Regions from separate parts of the Homo sapiens genome. Here region 2 is linked to region 1. A link is an interaction called in ENCODE POLR2A ChIA-PET data of the cell type or tissue named here. Cell type or tissue: B cell. All regions are shown on one strand. Links, peaks and the distances in the headings refer to the core of each region. The heading gives the core; the rest is flanking DNA.

The links. Peaks named below come from ENCODE experiments on the same cell type or tissue, not always from the same donor. Only the 100,000 strongest peaks of a DNase experiment are listed, where the experiment ranks them.
Region 2: POLR2A ChIA-PET joins it to region 1 with 10 read pairs; 2 of 35 experiments call an interaction of 5 or more read pairs at or near these places.

The regions. Positions count from the first base shown.
Region 1 is chr11:112,048,350-112,053,732 of GRCh38, reverse strand. It overlaps DLAT (dihydrolipoamide S-acetyltransferase), which reads right to left. Exons shown (of 14, transcript NM_001931.5): 11 at 2,384-2,499. It also overlaps a transcript of PIH1D2 not described here. Among named protein-coding and RNA genes, the nearest start is that of PIH1D2, 23 kb to the left of the region's middle. In B cell, for the core only: no CTCF peak of the experiment used is centred there; a DNase peak (open chromatin) is centred at 2,802; H3K4me3 peaks cover 685 bases; H3K27ac peaks cover 3,735 bases.
Region 2 is chr11:111,756,553-111,761,935 of GRCh38, reverse strand. PPP2R1B (protein phosphatase 2 scaffold subunit Abeta) reads left to right here. Exons shown (of 15, transcript NM_002716.5): 4 at 885-1,117; 5 at 1,985-2,132. Among named protein-coding and RNA genes, the nearest start is that of PPP2R1B, 7.1 kb to the left of the region's middle. In B cell, for the core only: no CTCF peak of the experiment used is centred there; no DNase peak of the experiment used is centred there.

The DNA of each region.
Region 1 (5,383 bases), core at 133-5,132:
ACCTGTGATCCCAGCACTTTGGGAGGCCAAGGTGGGCGGCTCACAAGGTCAAGAGTTCAAGACCAGTCTGGCCAATATGGTGAAACCCCATATCTACTAAAACTACAAAAAAATTACCTGGGAGTGGTGGCGCATGCCTGTAATCCCAGCTACTCAGGAGGCTGAGGTAGGAAAATTGCTTGAACTCGGGAGGCGGAGGTTGCAGTGAGCCAAGATCACGCCACTGCACTCTAGCCTAGGCGACAGAAAGAGACTCTGTCACAAAAACAAAACACAAAAAACAAAAAAAAACAAACAGTTGTGTTTGCCTCCTGGGAACTGACCTCAGATTAAGGGTTAGAACAAGTCACTCTAAGCCATGGAGCAGTATTCTAACCTAAATTTAATATTTATTAGGAAAATATTTTTTTGAGACAGAGTTTTGCTCTTATCACCCAGGCTGGACTGCAATGGCACAATCTCAGTTCACTGCAACCTCCACCTCCTGGGTTCAAGCAATTCTCCTGCCTCAGCTTCCCAAGTAGCTGAGATTACAGGCATGCACCACCACGCTCAGCTAATTTTTGTATTTTTAGTAGAGATGGGGTTTCACCATGTTGGCCAGGCTGGTCTCGAACTCCTGACCTCAAGTGATCCACCTGCCTCGGCCTCTCAAAGTGCTGAGATTACAGGTGTGAGCCCGGCCCTAAAATATTAATAAATATTAGTAAGTGTGGTATAATATATACTTGGTCTTTGTCCCCATGTTGCCAGTTCCTGTCATAGAGCCCCTAGAACCGGAATTTCCTGAGTGATAGGAGTATGTTTTGTTATTTATAATGAGCCCTTATATAATAAGCTCCATGACGGATACTTAGGGTGGGATCCCTAAGTAACCTCGGGATGGCGCCAGTCACTGGAAGGGTCAAAATGACTAGAGGATTAGAGAGTTGGAACTTTTAGCTCTACCCACTGACCTAAGGGAAAGGGGAGGGAGATGTAGGCTGGAGATCCTGGAGATCAAACTCTACAAAGACTTTTTTCTTCCTTTCCTTTTTCTCCCCAGCCCCCTCTATTAAGACCCTTCAACAAGATTTAATGAGCTTCCAGTTGCTGAACTGTGGAAGTGCTGGAAGGGTGGTATGCCCAGAAAGGACATGGAAGCTCTGCACCACCCCACCTCAAACCTCGCCCTAGCCATCTCTTCATCTGGTGTTCATCCATATCCTTTGTAATATCCTTTATAATAAACATAAAGTGTTTCCCCAAGTTCTGTGAATTGTCCTAGCAAGTTAATCAAACCCAAGGAAGAGGTCACAGCAACAAGTTTGTAGCCAGTCAGTTACAAGTATGAGTGGCCTACACTTTTGACTGGCATCTGAAGTGAGGGCAGTCTTGTAGGACTGAGCCCTCAATCTTTGGGATCTGACACTATCTACAGGTAGACAGCACCAGAATTGAATTGAATTGAATTAGAGGAAATCACTGCAGAATTAATTGTTTGGTTGGTGTGTGGGGAAACCCTCCCCACCCCTGCCTCTACTCATCTGGTCACAGAAGCGGTGCTGTGACTGTGTGACAGCAAAGTACAAAGGAAAAAAGTTTGTTTTTTTCCTTTCAGAATAAGAATAACATAGAAGCATCTACACAGCAAGAAACGAATAGGCTTAGGAGTCAGAATCTTGGTTCTAATCACAGTCCTAACACTAATTTATTAACTCAGGGCAAGTTACTTAACTCACGGAGTCTGTTTCTTTATCTAGAAATGGAAGTGAAAGCACTTAAATCATAAGATAGTCATGAGAATTGAATGAGATAAAAGAGACACACTGAGTACCATACTACTCTATACCATTGTATTATTAACAATTACTGTTCTAATTTTGCCCGTAAAGTTCAGGAGAATGAAAATCATCTGTTTAACCCTGCTTTGTGACAGTCATTATCAACTTAATTACACATATTTGTTCACTAATCTCCCTTTGCTGAACTCATACAAAGAATCTATAGCCTTTACTAGCTAAATCCAGCAATATCGCAGGCTGGACACTGTGGCTCACACCTGAAATCCCAGAACTTTGGGAGGCCGAGGCTGTAGAATTGCTTGAGCCCAAGAGTTCAAGACCAGCCTGGACAACAGAGCAAGACCCTATCTCTTTAAAAAATAAATCAACAACAACAACAAAAACAAAAACAAAAACAAGGTTGAAAATTGGGGCCAGTAAGAAAAAAAAGTAAAAAGCAGTAACTCATAAACATTTTTGTGTTGTTTTCAAGTTGTTTGACCTATGTAAGTCATCTGCCTCTCTGTATTCCATTTCTCCTTATCCCCTCAACTCCACTCACACATTAAATAATACAAGAAAACTACCGATGGATATATATCTTCCCCAGTTATACTTACTGTCTTATAACTGTGTCCATCCAAGAAGAATTTGCTTCGGGAACTTTTAAACATGCCAAAGCTGAAGCTTTTATGATGAAGTCATTGACAGAAATTTTGCTTCTCCCTTCTAATATCTGGAAAGACAAGAAGAACTGTAGTTTCTTCTTTTTTAATTTTAATTTTAATTTTAAGTTTCAGGGTGCATGTGCAGAATGTCCAGGTTTATTATATAGGTAAACATGTGCCATGGTGGTTTGCTGCACCTGTCAACCCATCACCCAGGTATTAGGCCTCACATGCATCAGCTATTTTTCCTAATGCTTTCCCTCCCCGGACAACTGTAGTTTCTAAATTCTCTCACCAAAGAGTAAAACTGTATAATCGTGAGAAAAGGAGGAAGAGAAAGAGAATATACAAATATCCTGAGGTGGAAAGAAAGAAATGAAACCAAACATTGGTTCTTTCATCTTTTTAAATGCGGACTCTTACAGCTGTTTCCTGCTAAGCACTGCTTTAGCATAATCCCATAAGTTACAGTATGTTATGTCATCATTTTCATTCATCTCAACAATAACAAAATTTGGTTCTTTGAAAAGATCAATCAAATGACAACCACAATGATAAATGTTTAGTTAGACTGACCAAGAAGAGGAGAGAAGACTAGAATTTCTAAAATTAGGAGTGAAATAGGGGACATTACTATCTACCTTACAGAAGTAAAAAGAATTATAGGGAATACTATGAACAACCATACAGACACAAGCTACCAAAACTGAACCAAGGAGAAACAAAAACTCTGAATAGACCTATAACTAACAAAGAGATTGAACTGGTAATTTAAAAACTACCCATGTAGAAAAGCTTAGACCCAAATGGCTTCGTCAGTATTCTACCAAATATTAAAGAAGAATTAATATCAATTCCTCACAAATTCTTTCAAAGAAAAATCAAAGAAGAGCAAGAAACACTTCCCCACACATTCTGTAAGGCCGGGATTAGCCTGATACCAAAACCAAAGACGACATTAGAAGAAAAAAAAAAAAAAGTACACACTAATATCTTATGAATATAGATGTAAAAATCTTCAACAAAACGCTAGCAAATAAAATCCAGCAATATATAAAAAGGATCATTCACCATGATCAAATCTGATTTATCCCAAGAATGCAAATTTCCATTAACATCTGAAAATCCATTAATGTAATAATGTCCTAACAGAATACAGGACAAAAAACACATAATCATCTCAACAGACACAGAAAGAGCATTTGATAAAATTCAATACCCCTTTTCATGATCAAAACACTCTTACTAACTGGGAACAGGAGGGAACTTGCTCAACCTGATCTATGGAAACCTCACAACTATTTAATGACCAAAGACTTATTCTCCCAAAGATCGAGAACAAGACAAGATGTTCACTTCTGCTACACCTATTCAACATTGCCTAGAGGCGCCAGCCAGAGCAATTAGGCAAGAAAGGAAATAAAAGGCATACAGGTCAAAATGAAAAAAGTAAAATTATCTCTATTTGCAGATAACATTATCTTGTTTACAGAAAAACCTAAGAAATACACTAAAAAACTGTAAGAACTAATAAATGACTTCAGCAAGTTTGCAGGATACAAGGTCAATATAGATCCCATTTCAGCAGGTATATGAAAAAAAAGATCAATATAGAAAAATGAATTGTTATCTCAATTGATTGCTCAGAGTCCATTATAAATCTAACTTCTTTTCTACTCTTCCGCCCTTCTCACTAGTATACCTGACTAGTCTTAAAAAAAAAAAAAAATCAATCATACCTTTATATAGTAGCAATGAACAATCTGAAAATGAAATCTAGAAAACAATTCCACTTAGAGTAGTATCAAAAAGAATAAAATACCTAGAAATAAGTTTAACAAATGCAAATTTAGAGTGCAAAACTTACACTCTGAAAAACTATAAAAAAACTGTTGAAAGAGACTGAAGAACACCTAACTAATACAGGGGCATCTACATGTTCATGGATGAAAAGACTATATTCTTCGGATGGCAACACTTGCCAAACTGATCAGCAGATACATCCAATCAATCCTTATCAAAATGTCAACTGGCTTCAATGCAGAAATTTACAAGCTAATCCTAAAATTCACTTAGAATTGCAAGGGACTCAGACAAAACAATCTTGATTCTGGCTAACACGGTGAAACCCCGTCTCTACTAAAAATACAAAAAATTAGCCGGGCATGGTGGTGGGCGTCTGTAGTCCCAGCTACTTGGGAGGCTGAGGCAGGAGAATGGCATGAACCCGGGAGGCAGAGCTGGCAGTGAGCCAAGATCACGCCACTGCACTCTAGCCTGGGTGACAGAGCAAGACTCTGTCTTTAAAAAAAAAAAAAAAAAAAAAAAAAAATCTTGAGAAAAAAGAACAAAGATGACTCACGTTTCCTGATTTTACAACTTATTACAAAGCTAAAGTAATCAAGACTGTGGTACTGACATTAAGGGTATACAGAGATTAATGGAATGGAATTAAGAACCTGGAAATAGGCCAGGCATGGGGGCTCATGGCTGTAATTCCAGCACTTTGGGAGGCCAAGGTGGGTGGATCATTTGAGGTCAAGAGTTCGAGACCAGCCTGGCCAACATGGTGAAATCCTGTCCCTACTAAAAATACAAAAATTAGCCATGCCTGGTGGCTCATACCTGTAATCCCAGCTACTCGGGAGGCTGAGGGACGAGAATTGCTTGAACCTGGAAGGTGGAGGTTGCAGTAAGCCAAGATCACGCCACTGCACCCCAGTCTGGGCAACAGAGTGAGACTCAGTCTCAAAAATTGGCACATGACAAGGATGCTCTCTCTCACCACTCCTATTCAGCATAGTATTGGAAGTTCTGGCCAGGGCAATCAGGCAAGAGAAAGAAATAAAGAGTATTCAAATAGAAAAAGAGGAAGTCAAATTGTCTGTTTGTAGATGACATGATTGTATAGTTAGAAAACCCCATCATCTCAGTCCAAAATCTCCTTAAGCT
Region 2 (5,383 bases), core at 125-5,124, 290 kb after region 1:
CAGGCTCAAGTACAGTGGCACAATCTCGGCTCACTGCAACCTCTGCCTCCCGGGTTCAAGTGATTCTCATGCCTCAGCCTCCTGAGTAAGCTGGGTTTACAGGCGTGTGCCACCATGTCTGGCTAATTTTTGTATTTTTTGTAGAGACAGGGTTCCACCATGTTGGCCAGGCTGGTCTCGAGCTCCTGACCTCAAGTGATCTGCCCACCTCGGCCTCCCGACGGCTGGGATTACAGGTGTGAGCCACCGTGCCTGGCCAGTCTCTGTAGTTTTCACTTGATTGTTCTGTCAGAAACTCCTTTCTGCCCTATGGCTAATGGAAAGTTGCTGAATGTGTTCTGAAAAAAGCAATTTTGCATTCAGCATTTTATAGGTTGGATAAAAGGATGGGATGGAGATGGTGGATAAGGGTTGCTTGCACCTCTGGGAATGGTGGAAAGATACTGAAAAGGCTGTGGACTCAGTGACCTGACAAGCTGTTATCCTGTATTTGTGGTGCCTAACATTGGTCATAGTTTTGTACTTACTCTTGAGGAAATATACATGATCCTGTCTGAATTTGGCTATGTATCTTTTAAACCTAGTGATTCAACTCACAGTAATATTAATATTGTGTCAAGTCTTTTACACTGTGTCATTTGTAGACACCATCTGGGAATTGCCATCTGGGACACGAGATCTTGGCTTTTCTACAGAAGTCGTGTCTTTGGGTTGGCCGCACCATATGTTATCACTGTGTGAGCTGAAAGTAACCATTTGGTATGATGCAGCTAACATTCTGGTTACGTGTACCACCTCCCTTCAGTCACTTTAAAAGGTGATTATCTGTTTCTAACCTGATTCAATAAGTTTTCTTCTCTGGTTTTCCTTTTTAATCCATTCAGCCTCCTTTGGAAAATCTGGCAACTGTGGAAGAGACTGTTGTTCGTGACAAGGCTGTGGAGTCCCTGAGACAGATCTCCCAGGAGCATACTCCTGTTGCTCTGGAAGCTTATTTTGTACCTCTGGTGAAACGCTTAGCAAGTGGGGATTGGTTCACCTCTCGCACATCTGCATGTGGTTTGTTCAGCGTTTGCTATCCCAGGGCATCAAATGCTGTTAAAGCAGAAATCAGACAGTAAGCCATGGTATTTTTTTGCCTTGTTAAAGCAGAAATCAGGTAGTAAGCTATGAGTTATTTGGGATTACTGGGGACTTGTAGCTGACAATTTACATAGTACCTTGTTACCAATGAGTGGCTGATACTAGGATAGTAGGATTTATGACATCTTTCTTTTTTTTTTTTAAGAGATAAGGTCTTGCTCTGTTGTCTAGGCTGGAGTGCGGTGGCACAATCATAGCTCACTGCAACCTTGAACTCTTGTGCTTAAGTGATCCTCCAGCCTCAGCCTCCAAGTAGCTAGGACTACCGACATACACTACTGCGCCTGGCTAATTTTTAAAAAAAATTTCTGGCTGGATGCAGTGGCTCATGCTTGTAATCCCAGCACTTTGAGAGGCTGAGGTGGGAGGATTGCTTGAACTCAGGAGTTCAAGACCAGCTTGAGCAACATAGTGAGACCTTGTCTCTACTAAAAAGAAAAAAATTAGCTGGGCATGGTGGGACCCGCCTGTATTTCTAGCTACTCAGAAGGCTGAGGTGGGAGTTCACTTGAGCCCCCGACAAACAACAACAAAAATATTTTTGGCATATAGATAGGGTCTTGCTATGTTGCCCAGTCTGCTTTCAATTCCTGGCCTCAAGCAGTCCTCCTACCTGGGCCTCCCAAAGTGCTTTGATTACAGGTGTGAGGCACCATGCCTGGCCTATGATGTCATTTTTTATTATCCAGTTGAATATGTTTTATTTTTGTTACTTCTATAAGTAGAAGCTTAGTCACTGATTATTGTAAGATAAAACCTCTAAAAGTCTGTCTGTGTGTATGGGGGGCAGGTTTATTCAGTGTTATTTGATGGGAAATACCTTCATTGTTTTATGTTGCAGGCAATTCCGTTCCTTGTGCTCAGATGACACACCAATGGTACGACGTGCTGCTGCTTCCAAATTGGGTGAATTTGCAAAAGTTTTGGAATTAGACAGTGTGAAAAGTGAAATTGTTCCACTGTTCACTAGTCTAGCTTCAGATGAACAGGTAAACTAACTCTTAGTATTTAAGGGACACAGATATGCTCCTTTCCTCTAAATTTTCAGAATTTCTTTGGGGAGTTTTAGTTTTCTTGTTAGGATTCTTTTTACAGAATTAGTGCTGATTCTGGCCTGGTTAAAGTGTAACATGCTTATCTCAATGTTCTTATGTTTCTTTCTTAACCAGACCATGATTTCTCTCTTACATTAGCAGCTGTTAAAAGAGTGGGGAGTCAGAGAGGAAATGGGAGCCATAATTAGAAAGGAAGACCAAAGCTGCATGGAGGGTAACATACCTTTGGGAATTGCTGGCTGTATTGTAATATGAGGGAGTAATGTTTCCTGGAATTTTTGACTTTTCAGATAAATAAGCTTAGAATGTGTTAGGAAAGCTATTTGACTCTCTGCTTCTTCTATAGTAGTGTATGGGATTACTTCACATAATCGTATTCAATTCTGAAGATCTAGATCTCTTTGGTGTAGAAATAACAATAAAACTAGCAAACATCCAAATGAAGTACTTAATTTTTCTCTGCCTTTAAGTAGTTATGTGTATTAAGTAATTCAGTCCTTACAACAGCCCCATGAGATAGCCCATTTTACACATTAGAAAACAAAGGCACAGAAAGTTTAAGTAACTTGCTGAAGTTTGCATAGTTAGCAGTAGTGGAGTCAGAATTTGAATCTAGGTGGTTTGGCTCCAGAATTTGTGCCCTTCACAGCTAGGCTGTCCCGCTTCTCTGTAATGGTGCTTAATAGGATCAGCTCCCAGAGTTCCTGGACTCTAGAATAGTCCTTTTGGGCTTTTAATTTGCATGTTGCCTGCCCTAAGATCGCTTCATGTGTACAGGACCACAAGCCCCAGGACACATATTAATGAGTCTCATTTTCAGATCCTAAATCTAAAGATCTAAATCCTACTTTGAAAATAATTTTAAAAATTATTAGAATTTTTATTCTAATAATAAATGTACAAAATGAATGTATAACTTAATGAACTATTAGAAGGTAATACCAACTTGTTAACGATCACCTATGATAGGAGACATCACTTTGACAGCCACTATCCCAGAATCCCTCCATGGATTCCCTTTCAAACACAATCTCTCTTTCCTCCTCCACTTGCCACTCCATTTCCTTAAGAGTAACATTATCCTGACTTTTATGGTAAGCGCAGCCTTTGTTTTCTTTGCACTTTTTCTTTTCTTTTCTTTTCTTTTTTTAAAAGGAGTCTCACTCTGTCACCAGGCTGGAGTGCAGTGGTGCAATCTCGGCTTTCTGCAACCTCTGCCTCCCGGGTTCAAGCAATTCTCCTGCCTCAGCCTCCCAAGAAGCTAGGACTACAGGCGCATGCCACCACGCCAAGCTAACTTTTGTATTTTTAGTAGAGACGGGGTTTCACCATGTTGACCAGGATGGTCTCCATCTCTTGACCTTGTGATCCGCCCACCTTGGCCTCCCAAAGTGCTGGGATTACAGGCGTGAGCCACCGTGCCCGGCCTTCTTTGCACTTTTATTACCTAAATGTTATAGTTTAAAACAGTGCTTTACAACAGAAATATAATGTAAGCTACCTGTTGATTTTAAGTTTTCTACTGGCCATGTTTTTATAAGAAAAAAGAAATAGGTGAAATTAACAATATTTGTATTCGACCAAAATTTTCCAAAATCTTATTATTTGAGTGTAAATAACGTGTACCAGCCACATTTCAAGTCTCAGCATGAGATGATGTTGTTAATAGGGTGGTAGTGAAGATGGAAAGGATTTGGATGTCAGTTTGGAAGTGGGATCAATAGGTTAGTATTATTGGATTGGATCAGTGGGAGAGGAATCAAGATCTCCTAGATTTTTTGCTTGAGCAACTGGGTGGATGATGGTGTCATCGTTAAGATAGAGAAAATTCTGGGAAGAGGAACAGGTGTAGGAGAGAAAACGAAGTTCTGGAAGAGAAGTAATTTTTTTTTTTTTTTTTTTGAGATGGAGTTTCACTCCTGTCGCCCAGGCTGGAGTACAATGGCATGATCCCAGCTCACTGCAACCCCTGCCTCCCGGGTTCAAGTGATTCTCCTGCCTCAGCTTCCTGAGTAGCTGGAATTACAGGCGCCTGCCACCATGACTGGCTAATTTTTTGTATTTTCAGTACAGATGGGGTTTCACTGTGTTGGGTAGGCTGGTCTCGAACTCCTGACCTTGTGATCTGTCCGCCTTGGCCTCCCAAAGTGCTGGGATTACAGGTGTGAGCCACTGCACCAGACCAGAGAAGTAATTTTTTAACAAATATGTATTAGCTTATATTTCAGTAGTTGATTAGCAGTCCCATGATTTAGCATCATTTTCGAAATTCAAAAATATCTGTGTAGTCACTACCAAGAACTTAGTCCTGTCTTTTTTAGCCTGTGCACCTGCATACAGAGGAATGTGTGTGTCTTTGGCATATAGTCAGTTATTGTTGATACACAGTTTCTAAGATTTGTAATATTTTGGAAGTTGGAGTCACTGTTATGTCTCTCAAGTATGTGTATACGTATATACATAACTGTTATTGTACACACTTAAAATTTTTTACCTATTTCTCCTGGGTGCTAATGTTTACATGTATTAAGATTCTACCTTATATATGTATAATACACAAATCTACAGTCTCAATTTCTAATTTCTCATTGATGTTTCTTTTTTTTCGGTGTTTTTTTTTTTTTGAGTTGGAGTTTTGCTCTGTCACCCAGGCTGGAGTGCAGTGGCGCGATCTCGGCTCACTGCAGCCTCTGCCTCCTGGGTTCAAGCAATTCTGCTGCCTCAGCCACCTGAGTAGCTGGGATTACAGGCACGTGCCACCATGCCTGGCTAATTTTTGTATTGTTAGTAGAGATGGGGTTTCACCATGTTGGCCAGGCTGGTGTTGAACTCTTGACCTCAGGTGATCCGCCTGCCTCGGCCTCCCAAAGTGCTGGGATTACAGGCATGAGCCACTGTGCCTGGCCCCTCACTGATTTGTCTTGTATATTTTCCACTTGTTCAAAGGACGTAGGTGTCACGTTGACATTGGCTGTTTACATTTGGAAAGTTGAGTTCATTAATCCCATACTTTTCTAATTTCTGTGTTTTTCTAGCCACAGCTTCCTCAAAGTTATTCTGTCCTTGATCTTCGACATTTAAATCCAACTGATTTTTGTTTTTGATTTCTAACTTTTAATTGTTCTGTGTATTTCTTTCCAAGTCATTATCTTATGCTGCCTACACTCCTGTTACTGCGACCCTGA